Regions from separate parts of the Homo sapiens genome. Here all the other regions are linked to region 2. The links are chromatin loops, found by intact Hi-C in ENCODE. Cell type or tissue: heart left ventricle. All regions are shown on one strand. Region 1 holds the start of RTN4RL1 (reticulon 4 receptor like 1). Region 2 overlaps PRPF8 (pre-mRNA processing factor 8). Region 3 overlaps RPA1 (replication protein A1). Region 4 overlaps SMYD4 (SET and MYND domain containing 4).

Region 1 (5,000 bases), 360 kb after region 2:
GAAGGCAGCCGGCGTTTCCCCCTGAACTGCACCGACCCACGTGGAGGGCACAAGTCACACACAAGTTTGTTACTATTCCAGGACGACGGGGCAACTCAGCTTCCTCGGTCGGCCCAAGCTAGGACCACCACACGGCCTTCACTGCCCCACCAAAGGCGTGGTTCCTCCACCCACCTGCCTGACCTGCTTATATCTGGGTCTTCGCCATCACCTCCACATCTGCTTCTCTCCGCCCATCTTAGGGCTTCGCTTCCCCCCACCTCCCCAACCTCCCCCCCCTCCACCCCCTCCCCGTGCGCGTTTTCTCCTTCCCCATCCTGCTGTGAGGTCAGAATCCTGTGCTTACGACACCTCGGTCTGTTGCCATGGAAACAGGGGCGGATTAAGGCTGGAGCGTGGAGCGCAGGGATCAGGCCCCTCGGCTACCTGAGCTCCCGCCTCAGCCGCTCCCGCAGGGCCGGGGCAGCCAGCCGCAGGCGCCGCGGCTTCTCAGCCTCCTGGCCGGGCCAGGCGCGGGGGGGATCCCGGCGGGGCGCCACAGCCTGCTCGGGCCTGGGAGGGGAGAGGCAGACGCAGAGGCTGGAACAGCTGGTGGCGGGGCCCGTGGGCTCCCGGCGTGATCACCTGCCCTCCCAGGGCCCGGGGGACGGCGCCCCGCGTGGCAACCACGTGGGGGCGCGGCGGGACTTCCCCGGTGCCCGCACCAACTTTGCCGCGCTCCGTACCGGGCCGGGCTGCTGGGGCGTCTAGCTACGGTGGTCGCGAAGCCAGCTGTCCTCAAGTTGAGCTGTGCACCGGTCGCGCACACTGGCGGCACGGCTTTCGCGTCCCTCCGCTCCCAGCATAATGAAAGTTTGAGGAACTGGACATCAGGCGCTGGCCGCTCCCCACCCTCAGCCGCTGGGTGCCCAGAGCCCATCCCTAGCGATCAGAGCAGAACTGCAGAGAAGACGTCCGCGTCCGGGCCCCGTCTGGGGAGCTAGGGCGCGCGGGGAGCGCCCGGGCCGCGCGGTCACTGACCGCTGGCTGCACGGGGGCGCCGTGCGGACTCGGCCTCCACAAAGCGGCAGAAGCAAGGGCGTGTGCCCGCGCAGGGAATGGAGGCTGCAAGTGCAAAACTTTATCCCAGCAAAGCAAAGGTCCCAGGAGGCCGGCTCCCCTTCCACCACCGGCCGCTCACTCTGGTCTCCGACTGACCCCTCCGGGCCGGATCTCTAGGCCTGGCCACTCGATCCATGGAGAAAACCCCGTGTCTCACAACTGGCCGCTGACGGGAGCTGAGCCCCAGCAGCAGCCCCTCGGCGGGTGCGCCCGGCAAAACCCACCAGCCCGCCGGGGGCTACTTCCCAGACCGGGAGCCCCGGCGCCGGGCGGCGCCCGGGCTCGCGGCTCTTTCCGGAGCGCATTCAACTTCAACTTGCCCCTGCGGCTCCAACTCACCTTTGCGAAGCATGTTGGCCACGGGGCCGCCGCTCCGAGGTCGGCCTAGGCGCACTCCCTCCCGGGGTCCAGATTCAAATCCCTGGGCGCCAGCTGCAGCTAATCCGAGCGCGTCGAGGCGGGGGCAAGCCGGGGATCCGCTCGTGCCCGGTGGCCCGGCCCCGCAGGGGCATGGTGAGCTCCAGCCCCGCGCCGAGGGCACCGGCGCCCGCAAGCAACCGTGGTGCTGCCCGGCAGCCCCGCGCGCTTGCTCAGCCCCGGGGCGAGCGGCTTGCTCCGCGGAGCCGGCGGCCTGCTTCTGCCACCCGGAGCACTTCGCAGGCGGTTTTGAGGGGGGACGCCGCCCCCTGGCCGGCCGGCCGCAGCCCCCTCCTCTCCGCCCCCTCGGACCACCGCCGCCGCGGCTGCAGCAAAAGGGCGCTCGCACGCACCGCCGAGCTCCGGGGAAAGCGCCCGGCGCGCGTTTGCAGGACCGAGCGATCGGCGGAGCGGGGCGCCTCCCTTCCTCCCCCCGGCTTCCCCCTCCTCTCCTCCTCCCTCCCTCCCTTGCTCTCTAGCTCCCTCCCTCTCGCTCCGCTCCCCGCCCCCGCTCACGGAGCGCCTCCCATACAAAATTTATGAAAGTGCTCTCAGCTCGCAGTGCCGAGCGCCGTCCTATTCCCAAGGCAGCAGCGCTCAGCCGCGCGGCGCCGCCTCCCAAGGTGTTTTCACTGCGCCCGCCCCCGGGGAAGATGCTCGGCCCGCGTCCGTCCAGGCACCTGCCCCCAGTCCCCAAGCCGGTCCTCGGACCACTCCACGCCCCTCCCCGGCCCCGCAGGCCTCCTGGAGCCCGAACCCGCAGCCCAGCCCCCGCCCGCTCGCCCTTCGCGGCTGGAGGTCATCGGGAGACGCGGCTGGGACGCGAGGACCGCCGCCCAGAGTACGGATCGCGAGTCCGCTCCCTGCCCCGTCTCCTCCCTGGCCAGCGCCCCTTCTCCCAGTCTCGACGGCTCTTCCCCGCACTGAACAGCTCCAGCGAACCCGGCTGCCCCGCACCCCGAGTCCCAGGACACTGTTCTTTCGTGGGGAGAGGAGGGGAGCAAGCATTCGGAAAGGGCCAGCTGCAAATTCCAGGGAGAAGGAAGGACCCGTGCGGGTTCGGGTGGGCCGTCTCCGCCTGGGTGGGGTGGCGGCGGGGGGTCTCTGATCTCCCTTGGTCCACACAGACCCCGCCGGGGGGTTCGCGGAAAATGGAGGAGGCGCCGCTTGGAAAGCGGGTCCCGCAGGGGCCTGTTGAGCTGAGGGAAGAGAAGGTTCGGGCCAGGCGAGATCCTGGGTGGAGGCGGCACCCCCTGCTGGCCTGGGATCAGAGGGATTCGGAGAGAAGAAAAAGCGGATGGACCAAGGCTGTCATTCAACACACATTCACCGAAGGCTCAGCATGTGTGGGGCACTACTGTTCCTGAAAATTCAGCAGACGAAAAAGACTTGTCTTTGCCCTGTCCTCAAGGAGTTTCCATTTTAATAGGGGCCAAATGAGGAAAGTCCAGAGAAGATGGGAAGATTGTGCTTCGAAGAAAAACAAGCAGAGTATTGTTCTGGAGCTGACACGGGGGTAGAGGTGGCAGTCAAGGAAAGCTGCTCTGAGCAGGTGACATCCAAGCAGAAATCCAACTGAATCCCTCCTTGTAGGAAAAGGTGACATGATAGGAAGGTCAAAAAGAAGGTCAGGGCCGGGCGCGGTGGCTCACGCCTGTAATCCTAGCACTTTGGGAGGCGGAGGCAGGCAGATCACGAGGTCAGGAGTTCGAGACCACCCTGGCCCGCATGGTGAAACCCGGTCTCTAATAAAAATACAAAAATTAGCCGGGCATGGTGGCAGGCGCCTGTAATCCCAGGTACTCGGGAGGCTGAGGCAGGAGACTCGCTTGAACCCGGGAGGCGGAGGTTGCAGTGAGCCGAGATCGCGCCACTGCACTCCAGCCTGGGTGACAGAGTGAGACTCTGTCTCAAAAAAAAAAAAAAAAAAAGGGCCAGGCTGGGCGCGGTGGCTCACACCTGTAATCCCAGCACTTTGGGAGGCTGAGCAGATCACTTGAGGTCAGGAGTTCGAGACCAGCCTGGCCAAGGTGAAACCCCGTCTCTATTAAAAATACAAAAATTAGCCGAGCGTGGTGGTGTGCGCCTGTAATCCCAGCTACTTGGGAGGCTACGGGAGAATCTCTTGAACACAGGAGATGGAGATTGCAATGAGCCGAGATCACACCACTGCACTCCTGCCTGGGTGACAGAGCGAGACTGTCTCAAAAAAACAAAACAAACAAAAAAAAAGAAGGCCAGTCTGACGTATTCACTCACACCTGCATTTGGTGGCACTGAAGCTTCAGATTTGAGCTAAGGCTCTGGGCTTGGACTTCCAGAAGCTTCAGGTGTCGTGGGAAAAGAAAGACCCGCAAACCATCTTAGAGTGTGACTGACAGAAGTCACAAAGACTGCGAAAGGGCTCTGCTAGCTCTGCCAGGGGCTACCAGATAATCAGGAAACAGTCACAGAAGAGGTGCCCTTGGAGTTAGGTCTTGAAGGCTGAGTTCACCACACTAAGAAGGGGGAAGGGCATTCCACGTAGATGCTTGAAGGTGAGAAGTAACCTTGTTCTGAAGATAGATAAGATTGGTCCTTCCTGAGGACCATGGGCTCACACCTATAATCTCACCACTTTGGAAGGCTGGGGTGGGAGGATTGCTTGAGGCCAGGAGTTTGAGACCAGCCTGGGCAACAGTGTGAGACTCCATCTCTATTTCAAAAAAATGTTTAAAGATAAAAAAAGATGGATGGCTGCTACTCTGGGCACACTGCCCATGGCCACAGGAGCAGTTAAACACGAACAAAAAAAGATTGGTCCCTCTTGGCGTAGAACAGAAGGTGAGGTATTCCTTCTCTTAGCCACCAGCTACAAGGCAGTGCTCACCCCACTGCCTGCCTTAGCCCTGACACTGGGAGCCTGAGAGGTCCTCTGTAAGTACACCGAGGCCCAGAGAGGATGAACAACTTGCTCAACGTCACATCACAGATCAGCGATAAAGTGTGGGCCTGACTCAGGGCCTGAATGTGGGATAATCCTCCTTCCACCTCTCCAAGCCGCCTCCCCATGACCCCCTAGCCCACAAACTCTAGCGTCTTAGGAAAAGTTGGCTGGGGCTGGGCGTGAGTGTGAGAAGCAGAGTTATTTCAGGCCTCAGGAGGGTTGGGTGCTGCCTTGGAGTCCAGCCAGGGAGTGGGGGCGAGTGAAGGCGGGTGTTGTGGTGTACTGTGGGGGTGCACTGTGCCCGCCTTCTTGTCAGGCAGTAATTACTCAGACTGCTGAGTAACTCAGGCAGGGAGACCCCCACAGACAGATGGAGGTGCCCTCAGCCCAAGCTGAATGGCAGCCCCCAATGTCCTGCACCACGGAGTCTTGGGGAAGCATTCTCACATCTGTTCTTCATGTCCAGTTCTCCTAGGCATCATCCGGCTTCCTAATGGGGGCCAGAGCAGCTCATTAGGCACAGCGGGTGCGGGGCAATGTTACTAGAGGGATGGGA
Region 2 (5,000 bases):
AGCTACTCAGGAGGCTGAGGCAGGAGAATTACTTAAACCCGGGAGGCGGGGGTCGCAGTGAGCTGAAATTGTGCCACTGCACTCCAGCCTGGGCAATAGAGCAAGACTCCCTCTCAAAAAAAAAAAGGAGGGCCAGGGGCCAGGATAGGCTAGATACTGGGGTAAAGGCAAGTGGATGATTCCCATTAGGTTTAGTAAATTCTTGGACTGCACTTGGAATTGCTGATGTGTGTAATGGAACACAGTATTTCTGTTGTAGTTAACAGTGCTCTATCCCTGAAGGGGAGGAGGCATAAATTCCTGAGGAGCCCAGTGTTCCTTTACTAAATAGCAGAAATTCCTGGGGGATAAGGGGAGGCAAGAAGGAAAATAATATTTACTCAGGTCTACGTGTACTAGGTACCATGGTAAGAAATTTATATATGTTATACCTCTTATGTCTTCATAAAAAACAAGTTATAGAACTTGCCCATGACATAGCTTTTTTTTTTTTTTTTTTTTTTTGAGATGGAGTCTCACTTTGTCACCCAGGCTGGAGTGCAGTGGCGCAATCTCAGCTCACCGCAACCTCCACCTCCGGGGCTCAAGTGGTTCTCCTGCTTCAGTCTCCAGAGTAGCTGGGACTACAGACATGTGCCACCACGCCTGGCTAATTTTTGTATTTTTAGTAGAGATGGGGTTTCACCATATTGGCCAGGCTGGTCCTGAACTCCTGACCTCGTGATCCACCTACCTCGGCCTCCCAAAGTGCTGGGATTACAGGCGTGAGCCACCGCACCCGGCCTATTTATTTATTTTTAAATATAAACAGGATCTTGCTATGTTGCCTAAGCTGGTCTCAAATTCCTGGGCTCAAGCAGTCCTCCCACCTCGGCTTCCAAAAGTGCTGGGATTGCAGGCATAAGCCACCATGCCCAGCTTTATCATGCAATTTACCAAGTAATATGGCTTACTAAATACCCCGTTTCATTTAATTCTCACAAAAGCCGTCTGACCTAGGTCCTATCAGTATCCCTATTTTACAGATGAGGGAATTGAGGCCCAGCATGGGCAATATTCCCAAGATCCCAACTAGTAATATGACAAAGATATGATGTGAACCCCATCTGACTCCAGAGCCTGTGCTTCTAACCACTAGAGTCAACTGCATCCTTACCCTCTCAGACACTCCTCCACTCCTCAGCCTCTAACTTCTGATATCCAGTTCCCTGATGCCTACAATTCTTTCCCAGGCCAATGGCCTCTTCTGCTCTCTCTCCTCTCCCCTCTTCCAGTATCTCAATGGGGTCTAGCATTCTTTTTTTTTTTTTTTTTTTTTTTTTGAGACAGAGTCTTGCTCTGTCACCCAGGCTGGAGTGCAGTGTCGCGATCTCGGTTCACTGCAAGCTCTGCCTCCCAGGTTCCTGCCATTCTCCTGCATCAGCCCCCCTGAGTAGCTGGGACCACAGGCGCCCGCCACGACATCCAGCTAATTTTTTGTATTTTTAGTAGAGACGGGGTTTCACCGCGTTAGCCAGGATGGTCTCAATCTCCTGAACTCGTGATCCACCCGCCTCGGCCTCCCAAAGTGCTGGGATTACAGGTATGAGCCACCGCGGCCGGCTGGGTCCCGCACTCTTGATTCCCTTGCATTCAATGCCTTACCACTCTACAACTGTCTTCTAACAGAGCTCTATTCCTTAATCACCAGTGTAATCTATCCACCTTCTGCATCCCTGTCACTGAGTAGCTGGGTGATTCTGGGAAAAACAAATGCTCAGAGTTGTCTTCCCAAAACCCAGCTGAGCTCCCAACACACCTTCCAATCCCTCTCAGTTTCTTCAGCAATCATCATACCCTAATACCATGAAATTCACTATGCACAACTCTTTCCCCTAACTGCAGCCCAAGAAAAGCTGAAAAACTCAAAATCCTGTTATAGCTTCCCACTAACCTCATCTATATCCACATCTTTCCAGACCTCTTTCCTGTCAGGTTCAGAGGATTTTTCCTCTGCTTGCTCTTTATTCTATCCCTAGGGAGACCCTCTGCACCTCTGCTCATCAATTACCTACTTTTCTTTTCTTCGAGACGGAGTCTTGCTCTGTCGCCGAGGCTGGGGTGCAGTGGCACGATCTTGGCTCACTGCAACCTCTACCTCCCGGGTTCAAGCAATTCTCCTGCCTCAGCCTCCCGAGTAGCTGAGATTACAGGCACCCGCCACCGCGCCTGGCTAATTTTTGTATTTTTAGTAGAGACGGGGTTTCACCATGTTGGCCAGGCTGGTCTCGAACTCCTGACTTGGTGATTCACCCACCTTGGCCTCCCAAAGTGCTGGGATTACGGGCGTGAGCCACTGTGTCCAGCCAATTCCACACTTTTCTCTTGTACACTCAACTGCTACTGGGCTCCTTAATTAAAACACGCTCAAGTCACTGTCATTCAAAAACACCTGCACTGACTTACAGCTCCCTCTAGGTGGCATCTGATGTCCTTCCTTCTCTTCAACTGACAAACAGATTGTCCTTGCTGTCTCCACTCACTCACTTCCCATGAAGCCTCACCCACTGCCATCTGGCTTCCATCCCTACTATTTCTGTAACAGCTCCTGCTAAGGTCACCAATGACGTCCTAACTGTCAAATCCAATGGATACTTTTCAGTCCTCATCTAACTGAAATGCTCTTAGGCAACTGACACTGCTCAGCATCACCCCAATTCTGGACACGTGTTCCTGAAGGCCTTGGTTCCAAGACCCGGCACCCTCCCACAGGTTCTGACCACACTTCATCTTAGTATTCCCCACATTTCCAAATTCCTCCCTCTCCTCTTCTCACTCCACATTGTCCCTGGGTGATGTCACTCATTCTTGAGCTTTTGACCTTTTGTGGATAGGCTCCGAAATCTACATCTTTAATCCAGACCTGTTCTCCATGTTTCTTCAGATTGCTTCTCACCTAGGAACCTCTAAGCTATCCCTGACTGCTCTTACCTTTCTAGTTTCATTTCTCTCCCTGGAATGTCTCACTCATACTTTTTAAATCAAATCTAACAGATCATCAATTAAAGAGGCACCACTAAGGGAGCAGAAGGAATCAGGAATCTACACATGTGTATATATGTACTTAAATATGTATCTTGGAACTGAAGAAATAAGGTATAAATAAATACCTGGGGAAATCTCCATCTGAATGTTCTCAGGAACTTCAAACTTTATATATCCTAAACTAGATTTCTTTATCTTCGATCCTAAACCTGTTCTTGTTCATGTGGTCTTCCAGTTGGTGGCACTAACACCCACCTAGTCACCCATGCCAAAATCTGCACATCATTTTTGACTTTTCTTTGAGCATCCCAGGACCACAAAGTTCTGCTGATTTTATCTGCTAACTTCTTATCAAATCTGTTCCCCTCTTCCTACCTCTACTTTCAGTGCTCTCATCATTTTTATTGATTTATGTATTTTTTTGGAGACAGAGTCTCACCCTGTTGCCAGGCTGGAGTGCACTGGTGGGATCTCGGCTCACTGCAACCTCCGCCTCCCGGGTTCCAGCGATTCTCCTGCCTCAGCCTCCTGTGTAGCTGGGATTACAGGTGTGCACCACCACGCCCGGCTAATTTTCATATTTTAAGTAGAGATGGGGTTTCCCCATGTTGGTCAGGCTGGTCTCAAACTCCTGACCTCAGGTGATCCACCTGCCTGGGCCTCCCAAAGTGCTGGGATTACAGGCGTGAGCCCCCGCGCCTGGCCTGCTCTCATCATTTTTATCTGGACTTCTTCAGTGGTCCCCAAACCTGGTCTCCCATCCTATCCTTTCAGGTCCATCTTTCTCACAGCTGCAAGAGTGAATCATCTAACACAGAAATTTGACAAAGTCTGCATCTGTAGTGTGGGAAGCCAAAAAAAAAAAAGAAGAAAAACACATCTGACAAAGTCACTCTGTGCTTAAGACCCTTATATGATTCTTCCTAAGGTGTGCGATGCCCTCCATGATATGGCTCTCCACTATTTATCCAGCCTCATCTCTTAACATTCCCAATTCCACAATTTACTCCAGCAAACCTTGAACTTTCCATGGTCCCATGTACACAAGCTAGTTACATCGCCACACTTCTGGCTAAAGGAATGCTCTCCCTCACCTGTCTCATCACATGCTACTTCTTTCAGGAATCCTTTCCTCTTCCACTTCCAGACTGGGCTAGAGCAATCACTAACTCTAGTGCTCTCACAGATTCCCACATACAGGTTAATCTAAAACCCAAAATGCTCACAAAAAGCTGAAACTTTCTGAGTCCCAACATTCTGAGCACCAACATGACGCTCAAAGGAAATGCTCATTGGGGCATTTCAAATTTTGGATTAGGGATGCTGAACCTGTAAGTATAATGAAAATATTTCAAGGCTGGGCACGGTGACTCACACCTATAATCCAGCATTAGAGAGGCTAAGGCAGGAGGACTGCTTGAATCCAGAGTCTGAGACCAGCCTGGACAAGAGAGTGAGATCCCAGCTCTACAAAAAATTTAAAAATCAGGCCGGGTGTGGTGGCTCACGCCTGTAATCCCAGTACTTTGGGAGGCTGAGGCAGGCGGATCACAAGGTCAGGAGTTCGAGACCATCCTGGCTAACACGGTGAAACCCCTTCTCTACCAAAAATACAAAAACTTAGCCGGGCGTGGTGGCAGGCGCCTGTAGTCCCAGCTACTCAGGAGGCTGAGGCAGGAGAATGGCGTGAACCTGGGAGGCGGAGCTTGCGGTGAGCCAAGACTGCGCCACTGCACTGCAGCCTGGGTGACAGAGCAAGACTCCATCTCAAAAAAAAAAAAAAAAAAAAAAAAATTAAAAATTAGCCAGGCATGGTGGCGTATGCACCTGTGGTCCCAGATACTTGGGAGGCTGAGGTGTGAGGATCACTTGAGCTGCAGTGAGCTATGATAGCGCCACTGCCCTTCAGCCTAAGTGACAGTGAGACCCTGTCTCTAATAAAAATAATGAAAATATTAAAAAAGAAAATCTGAAAT
Region 3 (5,000 bases), 200 kb after region 2:
TTACAGGCACACACCACCATGCCCAGCTAATTTTTGTATTTTTAGTAGAGATGGGGTTTCACCATGTTGGCCAGGTTGGTCTCGATCCCCTGACCTCAAGTGATCCGCCCACCTTGACCTCCTAAAGTGCTAAGATTATTGGCGTGAGTCACTGTGCCCAGCTTTTTTTTTTTTTTTTTTTTTTGAGATGAAGTTTTGCTTTGTTGCCCAGGCTGGAGTGCACTGGAACGATCTCCGCTCACTGCAACCTCCCCCGGGTTCAAGTGATTCTCCTGCCTCAGGCTCCCAAGTAGCTGGGATTACAAGTGCCCGCCACCACGCCCAGCTAATTTTTGTATTTTTAGTAGAGACGAAGTTTCACCATGTTGGCCAGGCTAGTCTCGAACTGCTGACCTCAGGTGATCTGCCTGCCTCAGCCTCCCAAAGTGTTGGGATTACAGGCGTGAGCCACCGTGCCCGGCCAAGATTTATTTATTTAGTTATTTGGAGACAGGTTCTTGCTTTGCCATCCAGGCTGGAGTGCAGTGGCTCAAAAAGGGCTTACTGTAGCCTCAACCTCCCAGGCTCAAGTGATCTTCCCACCTCAGCTTTCCCAGTAGCTGGGAGCGTGAACCACCACGCCCAACTAATTTATTTTATTTTATTTTATTTTATTTTATTTTATTTTATTTTTTTGAGACGAGTCTCACTCTGTCACCCAGGCTGGAGTGCAATGGCACAATCTCGGCTCACTGCAACCTCCACCTCCCGGGCTCAAGCGATTCTCCTGCCTCAGCCTCCCGAGTAGCTGGGATTACAGGTGCCCGCCACCACACTCAGCTAATTTTTTTTATTTTTAGTAGAGACGGCGTTTCACCACGTTGGCCAGGCTGGTCTCGAACTCCTGACCTCAGGTGATCCACCCACCTTGGCCTCCCAAAGTGTTGGGATTACAGGTGTGAGCCACCGTGCCTGGCCCCAACTACTTTTTATATTTTTTTGTAGAAACAGAGTTTTGCCATGTTGTCCAGGCTGGTCTTGAGCTCCTGAGTTCAGGTAATCCACCTGCCTCGGTCTCCCAATGTGCTGGGATTACGAACGTGAGCCCCTGCAGGGGGCCGACATCAAAATTTAAATGGCCAGTCAGATTGAAGTTTTTCTATGAAACATATCTTGCTTTATTAAAAATTTAAAGTTTTCAAAACATACTTGTAGAAGGCAATTTTCAAATGGTTGTTATGTTTTCAGATATTTTTAGTAATCAGAACAACATAATTTTATTGTTTTACTAATCAGCCAATTTTTGAACTAAATCTGAAGTCACTAAGAGATGATGGTCAATCATGAATATTTGGAAAAAAATTTGTGATATAATTTATAGAAAAGAAATGTTCAGAGTGTATTGAATAATTTTAATAACATATAACTAATTAAGTACATATATTAACTAATTATAACTGTGACATTGAAAATATAAAATCGACTTTAAGCTGGTCAGCATCAAGAAGCTGGAAGATGTTCATGTGGCTTATTTGAAATCTTCCGCTGTGTATCTCCTCCTTCCCAAATGATTTCTCAGTAGGAAGCTATGTTTGAACTCAGAGAAGGAGCTGTTTCTTAAAAATTAAACTGTCTCTGCTGCTCCCAATAGACAAAGGTGCTTAGCTGGTTCCCACTGAAGTACACTAATTCACTGTCTTAATTTAAATTTACCAATATATGCGGGGCATAGTGGCCCATGCCTGTAATCCCAGCACTTTGGGAGGCTGAGGTGGGCGAATCACCTGAGGTCAGGAGTTTGAGACCAGCCTGGCCAACATGGTGAAACCTCGTCTCTACTAAAAATACAAAAAAATTAGCTGGGCATAGTGGCACGCGCCTGTATTCCCAGCTACTAGGGAGGCTGAGGCAGGAGAATCGCTTGAACCTGGGAATCGGAGGTTGCAGTGAGCTGAGATTGCACCATTGTACTCCAGCCTGGACAACAAGAGTGAAACTCTGTCTCAAAAATAAATAAATAAAAATAACTTTAACAACATAGTTCTTCAATTAGTCCATAACTAACTTTTACTATTAGTAGGGTTTTCACTTAAGGGTAAGTGGAATTGAACCCAGTAATTCTTAGGCTGGACCTTAGGTGGATCACCTGAGGTCAGGAGTTCAAGACCAGCCTGGCCAACATGGTGAAACGCCGTCTCTACTAAAAATAAAAAAAATTAGCCGAGTGTGGTGGCGGGCACCTGTAATCCCAGCTACTCGGGAGGCTGAGGCAGGAGAATCACTTGAGCCCGGGAGGTGGAAGTTGCAGTGAGCCGAGATTGTGCCATTGCACTCCAGCCTGGGCGACAGAGTGAGACTTGTCTCAAAAAAATAAAATAAAAACAAATTAGTTGGGCGTGGTGGTTCACGCTCCCAGCTACTGGGAAAGCTGAGGTGGGAAGTAATTCTTGCATCCTGTCTTCGTTTTCCTACCTGGAACTGAGTCCTGGCCTTTGCCTAAGTGAGATAATGGAAAGGAAAGGAAAGTTGGAGAATCTCAGGTCTGGACCTTAGCAGTGAATTCAGCACAATCGCAGAATGTTGAGGTAGAGGAAACTGTTGTAGAGATCAGTTGATCAGTTTTTAATCATTAAATAAAAACGTGAATGAGGCAGTGAAGTAACTTCCCCAAGGTCACACAATGGGTTGCTACAAGAAATGAGAATGAGCATTTGTCATTTCCCAGTGAGAACAGTTTCCATTGTGCCCGGACCTTCAAAGATTAACCTTCATACCAAAGTTTTTGCCTACTTGAAAATTGTATTTAAGTACATAGATCGTGTGAGTGAGTCTACTGCGGGAATGTTATATACATAATTAAAATTATCTCTATTTCACATTTATATATTTGTCCATTAAAACTTGCATAATTAAATAAATGTAAAATATAACTGAGATAATCAGACATCTGTTTTCTTTAATAAACATTAATCTTGAATAGATAATATGGTTAAATGATTTCAAAAAGATAATGTAGTTACATGATTTAAAGTTATAGCTACCGAATTGTGTGTGCAGAGAAATCTTACTCCTACCCTTGCCGCCCCTGCCACCCACTGCTGCCCTCTAGAGGTAAAGTTTTCGTGGTTTCTTTTTATCCTTCAGGCGTTTCTTCATGAGAATGTAACCAAATACAAATATATATTCTCGTTCCGTACTCCACTTTGCCTACACAAAAGGCAGCATACTGTGTACACTATCGTGTCTTTTTCTCCTGCTTTTACTTATTTATTATTATTTTAATAGAGATGAGACCTCACTATGCTGTTCAGGCTGGTCTCAAACTCCTGGGCTCAAGCGATTCTCCCACTTCAGTCTCCCAAAGTGCTAGGATTACAGGCGTGAGCGCTGCGCCCAGCCATATCCTGTTTTTTTAAAGTTTTCTGGCCAGGTGTGGTGGCCCCCGCCTGTAATCCCGACACTTTGGGAGGCCAAGCTTGGCAGATCGCTTGAGCTCAGGAGTTTAAGACCAGCCTGGGCAACATGACGAAACCCTGTCTCTACCAAAAATACAGAAAATTAGCCAGGCGTGGTGGTGTACACCTGCAGTCCTAGCCACCCGGGAGGCTGAGGTGAGAGGATCACTTGAGCCTGGGAGAAAGAGGCTGCAGTGAGCCAGGGCTGTGCCACTACACTCCAGCCTGGGTGACAGAGTGAGACTCCATCTCAAAAAACAACAAAAAAATTTTTTTTTGGCCTAGAGATAATCCCATATACTTGTATATGCTTAGAGATCTTTTTTTTTTCTTTTTTCTTTTTTTGAGACGGAGTCTCTCTGTCACCCAGGGTGGAGTGCAATGGCGCAATCTCGGCTCAGTGCAACCTCTGCCTCTTGGGTTCAAGCAGTTCTCCTGTCTCAGCTTGCCTAGTAGCTGGGACCACAGGAGCCCACCACCACGCCCGGCTAAATTTTTTATATTTTTAGTAGAGATGGGGTTTTACCATGTTGGCCAGGCTGGTCTCGAACTCCTGACTTCAAGTGATCTGCCCACCTCTGCCTCCCGAAGTGCTGGGATTATAGGCGTGGGCCACTGCGCCCGGCCACCGGCTAATTTTTTTATATTTTTAATAGATATGGGGTTTTACCATGTTGGCCAGGCTGGTCTCAAACTCCTGACTTCAGGTGATCTGCCCACCTCTGCCTCCCGAAGTGCTGGGATTACAGGCGGGGACCGCTGTGCCCGGCCACCGTTTTAGTTTTTACACTGAAATTATTCATGCTGCTTCTGTCTTATACTGTTGTGGGTTCTTGATTTATGGTGTTTCGGGCTTCATTTTCACACAACTTGGAATGTGCGGGTTTTCTCTGTTCCCTGGTTTCACTGAAGATGTCGTTTCTAATGAGAGATGTGTATACGTCTGTGTGCACGTGCATGTATGTGTATGCAGTTGGCATTCATTCCTGTTGCTCTGTATTGGTTTTTAGAGTGGGAAGATGTGGGGCTAGGCCATCATTATGCTCTTTCTAGAACTGGAACCTACTAGATATTAATTTTTATTTACACAAATTGTAATTTGATGCTTTAAATTGGAGAGGGAATCGGGTAAATTATTCGGCTAAATTATTAAATTGACACATCACTTTTTTTTGCAGTAGTAACGTTTTGTTAAAATGAGCGAATTTGTTATCACATTCTCAGCTTTCAGGAAGGTGAGCTGAGACAAAGCAATGCTTAGCATTTTTCTGAAACCTTTGGATGCAGTCAGGACAAGAGAGAGGTGATTGTGCCCAGCTTTATCACCTCTGGCCAGGTTTCTAGTGTTTGTGTGTGTGTGTGTGTGTTGTATTTAATTGAATGATTGCTTTGGACATTTTCTGTTTTGGGGGCAAAAGTGTTTATAGTGAAGATGGGCTGGGCTCAGTGGCTCATACCTTCAGTCCCAACACTTTGGGAGGCTGAGGCAGGAGGATCGCTGGAGACCAGGAATTCAAGATTGGCCTGGGCAACATAGTGAGACCCTGTCTCTACAGAAAACAAACA
Region 4 (5,000 bases), 120 kb after region 2:
GCAGCAAAAAAGCAGGGTTTCTCGACCCTGACACTATTGACACTGTTGCTGGCTCCTTCTTTGCTGGGGTTGGTGGGGGGGGCACTGTCTTGTACCCGGGAGGATGCTTAGCAGCACCTCTGGCCTCTTTCGAATAGATGCCAGCAGCACCCCCCTTCCAAGTCATGACAATCCAAAATGTCTCCAGAGATCGCTTGAGCCCAGGAGTTGCAGGAAGCAGTGAGCTGTGACCGAGCCACTGTACTCCAGCCTGGGCAAGACAGCAAGACCCCTTCTCAAAAAAAAAAAAAAAAAAGTCTCCAGGCAATGCCACATGTTGTCTGGGGGTAAAATCAGCCCTGGTTCAAGCAAACGCTTTAAAAGGAAGAGGATGCAGAGTAGGGAGAAGGCAGAGAGCCTGGAGCTGAGAGTGCTGGGAATGAGACAGCCAAAGGGGCTGTGACGAACCAGAGAACAACCAGAAGGAGAGCTATACTGGAGGGTGGGTGGGGCTGCCTGGCCAAGTTCTCTCTGGGAAACTCACTTGAGATCTAAAAGCTTTCCCCATATCTCCCAGGAGGAAATTCTTTTTTTTTTTTTTTTTGAGATGGAGTCTCGCTCTGTCGCCCAGGCTACAGTGCAGTGGCGCGATCTTGGCTCACTGCAAGCTCCGCCTCCCAGGAGGAAATTCTAAAGCGTTATGTTTGTTAGCAAAACAGAAGGCAAAGATCTCTCCTAAAGAGGAAATAAAGAAGTTTCAACATGCTTTTAAAAACACCATAGAAAAAAAGTAATACCCAGAAGAGCCTAGGAAAGGAACAGTGTGTGCCCTGTGAAGTGGGAAAGGGACTCACCCGTTGAAAAAGATCTGGGCCAATTTGAAGAGCTCATGGCCCATTTCAACACTGGACGGCCCGTGGCGAACCTCCACCACGTAGAGACTCCTCTGTAGATGGGTGGCTGACTTTTGCCAGTCTCCTGTGAGAAGAGAAAAATCTTGTTCCAGAAAAGAACCACTGTCAACTGTGGATGCATATTTTCAGGGGGAGGAAATGGAACGAGAGGGGGAGCACCCTCAGTTTACAGAGCGGGGGGTAACCAGGCAGACAAGGCCGGGGCCACGGCGAAGTGCCCACAGCAGACTGTTCCCGACGCAGAACGTGAAGGCTCATGCTGTACCTAAGGCAGCACAGGCCCGGGCCAGGCCATCCGCGATCTCTCCCACCACGGCGTGCTCTGCCCACAGGAAGCTCTCGGCGTCACGCTGGCACCCCGACAGCCGCTGAACAGCTCGCTCTGTCAATGCAGAGGAAAGACGTCTCACTATAGACAGAAGCCCAGTCCTAGGAATGAGAATCCAGGTCTCAAATCCTCTGAATCAGCTGGGCTGAATGTGGAAATTCCCCCTGGCCTCCCTGGGTTGTCACCAACGCACAATGTCTGTTCCAATAAAGCTGCTGTTTTCTTCTGTTTTCTCTGTCAGTGGAGAAAGGCGCTAGGGGAGGCCTCCCCACATTTACACTGTATTTTCAACATTAACTTCCCAACTCGACCAACTCTACCTTTCACGTACGGCCATGATTTCTCTTGACCCTGAAATCTAAGCTAAAGGTCAACTTTCATAAAGCAGGGTAAATAAAAATCCCATGATGTCAAGCTCTAAGGCAGGGTTTTCAAGGGCAATGGGGAGCTCCGCAAGTCTCAGACAAAAGCAAGACACTCCTATCAGCTGGGCTCACGCCCCACTGCTCTCTAGCAGAGACTAGCTCTGAGGAGGGAAGAACCGCCCTTCTAGGAAGTTACATCACTAGGCCCTGGAATTAAAATAAATGACACTCAACTTCTGGAACTGCACACAGCTCACGGATGTCAGCGATGACCCGTTAGTTGGCAGGGGTACTTCAACTTAGCAATCAGATGCAGAAGAAAACAACAGCTGAAATCACCTGGCCCCTTTTCAAGGGCCCCACAGTAACAAAGCTGGTCAGGGTTTGGACTCACTGGCCTATATAGCCATCTTGTGGCTGGCATGGGGATAATTACATCCAATTCTCCCATCAGTACTGAGTATCCCTGAGTCCAAAACGGTATCAGAACAAATAAAAGGGAAGGGGCTGGAGGACCAAAGCAGGGAGCCAGTCTCACCTAGTTCACCATCTCTGAGAAGCTTCTGGGCCACTCTGACCTGCTGCTGTAGGTCCTGTAACCGAGAGACCAGGTGGTCCCTGCTGACGGCGGATTCTGCACAAGATCTGCTGCCACAGCGCAGCACGTCATCTCCCTGTGGAAGTCAGTTTTCTCTTTATTCCAATGCCAGGGTCAGTTATCAACACCGCCTGTGCTTACATTACAGGACTGCTCCATAGTTTCTTACCTCATGGGGGAAAGAGACTCCTGTAACAATACATCGTGACGAAAGTCTGAGCGAATTTTGTTTGATGGCGGCAATGGCGGCAATTCTAATGAAGTGTATCAGCAGTAGCTGATCCCACCTGAGATTTCATTTTTGGAACAGAACTGGTACAGTGCACAATTTCTTTCCACTTCTATAGCCCCTCTTGTCGCTTTTTGGGGCCAGGACTTTAGATGACAAACATTTCTTTTTTTTGAGATGGAGTCTCGCTCGGTCTCCAGGCTGGAGTGCAGTGGTGCGATCTCGGCTCACTCCAAGCTCCGCCTCCCGGGTTCACGCCATTCTCCTGCCTCAGTCTCCCGAGTAGCTGGGACTACAGGTGCCCACCACCAAGCCCGGCTAAATTTTTGTGTGTGTTATTTATTTTTTTTTTTTAGTAGAGACGGGGTTTCACCGTGTAAGCCAGGATGGTCTCGATTTTCTGACCTCATGATCCGCTCGCCTCAGCCTCCCAAAGTGCTGGGATTACAGGCGTGAGCCACCGTGCCCGGCCTTGATGACAAACATTTCTAGTAGTTATGAAAAAGTCCTCAGAAAACCAATAGAAGGCCAGGTGCGGTGGCTCACGCCTGTAATCCCAGCACTTTGGGAGGGCGAGGCGGGTGGATCCATGAGGTCAGGAGATCGAGACCATCCTGGCTAACACGGTGAAACCCCGTCTCTACTAAAAATACAAAAAATTAGCCGGGCATGGTGGTGGCGGGCGCCTGTAGTCTCACCTACTCGGGAGGCTGAGGCAGGAGAATGGCGTGAACCCGGGAGGTGGAGCTTGCAGTGAGCCGAGATTGCACCACTGCACTCCAGCCTGGGTGACATGAGAGAGACTCTGTCTCACAAAAGAAAAAGAAAAAAAAAAAAAAAAGAAAACCAATAGAAAGGCTGGGCGTGGTGGCTCACGCCTGTAATCCCAGCGCTTTGGGTGGTCGAGGCAGGTAGGTCGCTTGAGGCCAGGAGATCGAGACCAGCCTGGCCAACATGGAGAACATGGCCAACTCGTCTCTACTAAAAATACAAAGATTAGCTGGGCATGGTGGTGCATGCCTGTAATCCCAGCTACTGGGGAGGCTGAGGCAGGAGAATTGCTTGAGTCTGGGAGGTTGAGGCTGTGGTAAGCAGAGATCGTGCCACTGCACTCACTTCAGCCTGGATGACAGGGCAAGACCCCATCTCAAAAAAAAAAAAGAAAAAAAAAAAAACTAATAGAAAAAGGTGCTAGGTGCGATCGTCCTACATTTGACCTTGGGTCTCCAAGTTTAGCTTTCTAACACAACCGGCTCTGCCTTTCACTCATGACTCCCCTAAGAAGAATACGGCACTTGTGGCAGAGGGGAAACCTCCGAGGTGGACATCTGCTGTGTTTCAAAGGCCGATATCTATTTTCTCATTTGGCAACAGCAACCCAACCCAGTTTCTCATAAGGATCCCTCTCACCCTCAGTCCCATGGCCCTTGCCCTACAGCTGAGGGTGTGGCATGTGGCTCACATATGGCTCCTTCCTCTGGCCCAAATGGCTGGAGGAAAACTATGTCTAATTTTCCTCCAGCCACAGTTCTCAGGTCAATGAAACACAGTAACATCTCTGCCCAGGCTGCTGTTTGAGTGGCATGTGCTCTTATCCTCCTTGGCAGGAAATCCGCAGGCTGGGCTGCTGGCAGCCATCCTGCATCGTAAGAGGGAAGTCTATCTGAGGATGGGCTAACACAGAGAAAATGAAGCTGAGAGGGGTGGACAGAAAGCCCCTGGATCAAGCTGTATCTTAAGCAGCCTTATCCTGGAATTTTTCTCATAACATTTTTTTTGGTAGAGACAGGGTCTTGCTATGTTGCCCAGGCTGGTCTTGAACCCCTGGCCTCCAAGTGATCTGTCCACCTCAGCCTCCCAAAGTGCTGGGATAATAGGCATGTGTCACTGTGCCCAGCCTATCCTGGGACTTTTCAATGACTGACTTCAGCAAATAAATTCCCAGTCTCCCCCAGATCCCAAACCAGTTCAGATGGGATCTTCTGTCCTTTATAAAGGAAACATTACTAAATTGAACCTTTCCCTGTGGTTTCTCTGGAGGGGAACTAGTGTATGGGGATGACTGGCTAAAATGGAGGTGATATTACTGGTCTCAGCACTTACAAGTCCCTGATGGCTTCCTCCTAAACACTGATCACCCTTGGGGTGGAAAACTGACCTCCAGGAAAAGTGGAGGAGACAGAAGAGAGAATTACCTGCATGGGCGCTCCGCAACTGTTGCAACAGAATGCTTCCCACCTGGGCCCTGCAGCCATCCTGTGTGCCTCAGTTTGACAAGCTGGACAGGCGCAGTCAAAGAAATACTGAGACCTCAGCTTCTGCTGCCTTTCGGCAACCCCCATCCGGCTCTTGTGAGGCCCTGGAGGGAGATCACCGTCAGCCAATATTGAAAGCAAGAGAGAGTCAAACACTACGTAAAAACCTTCAGCTTAGCAGAGGGTCTGGACAATTACCTATCATGTGACAGCTAACCTTTACCCAAATATTTGTGGAACTGGATACTAAAATAAGCTTCCAAGTTGCTGAGACAGGAAGAAAGAGAAGCCAAGAAGTTGTTCCTAGCCCATTTTCAGAATAGGAAGTTTAT

What was found. Hi-C counts contacts between places; a loop is a spot of excess contacts. Peaks named below come from ENCODE experiments on the same cell type or tissue, not always from the same donor. Only the 100,000 strongest peaks of a DNase experiment are listed, where the experiment ranks them.
Region 1: it touches region 2 in a loop (18-fold over the local background); 14 of 110 quality-filtered maps call a loop at or near these places.
Region 3: it touches region 2 in a loop (2.9-fold over the local background); 34 of 110 quality-filtered maps call a loop at or near these places.
Region 4: it touches region 2 in a loop (2.3-fold over the local background); 53 of 110 quality-filtered maps call a loop at or near these places.

The regions. Positions count from the first base shown.
Region 1 is chr17:2,023,413-2,028,412 of GRCh38, forward strand. It overlaps RTN4RL1 (reticulon 4 receptor like 1), which reads right to left and starts at 1,922. Exons shown (of 2, transcript NM_178568.4): 1 at 1,441-1,922. The coding sequence starts at 1,453. It overlaps LOC105371486 (a long non-coding RNA gene), which reads right to left and starts at 270. Exons shown (of 4, transcript XR_001752746.2): 1 at 184-270. RefSeq lists enhancers at 769-1,314, 2,483-2,983. In heart left ventricle, a CTCF peak has its summit at 2,777 (motif pointing left); DNase peaks (open chromatin) are centred at 881, 2,159 and 2,739; H3K4me3 peaks cover 2,684 bases; H3K27ac peaks cover 732 bases.
Region 2 is chr17:1,667,058-1,672,057 of GRCh38, forward strand. The region is part of intron 24 of PRPF8 (pre-mRNA processing factor 8); the gene reads right to left. Among named protein-coding and RNA genes, the nearest start is that of PRPF8, 15 kb to the right of the region's middle. In heart left ventricle, a CTCF peak has its summit at 2,453; no DNase peak of the experiment used is centred here; H3K27ac peaks cover 1,881 bases.
Region 3 is chr17:1,862,556-1,867,555 of GRCh38, forward strand. All of the region lies in intron 5 of RPA1 (replication protein A1), which reads left to right. Among named protein-coding and RNA genes, the nearest start is that of RPA1, 35 kb to the left of the region's middle. In heart left ventricle, a CTCF peak has its summit at 3,087 (motif pointing left); no DNase peak of the experiment used is centred here.
Region 4 is chr17:1,782,202-1,787,201 of GRCh38, forward strand. It overlaps SMYD4 (SET and MYND domain containing 4), which reads right to left. Exons shown (of 11, transcript NM_052928.3): 7 at 4,609-4,772; 8 at 2,125-2,260; 9 at 1,159-1,275; 10 at 834-957. Among named protein-coding and RNA genes, the nearest start is that of SERPINF1, 23 kb to the left of the region's middle. RefSeq lists an enhancer at 1,654-1,948. In heart left ventricle, a CTCF peak has its summit at 1,999 (motif pointing left); DNase peaks (open chromatin) are centred at 546, 1,192, 1,766 and 4,036; H3K4me3 peaks cover 1,522 bases; H3K27ac peaks cover 4,331 bases.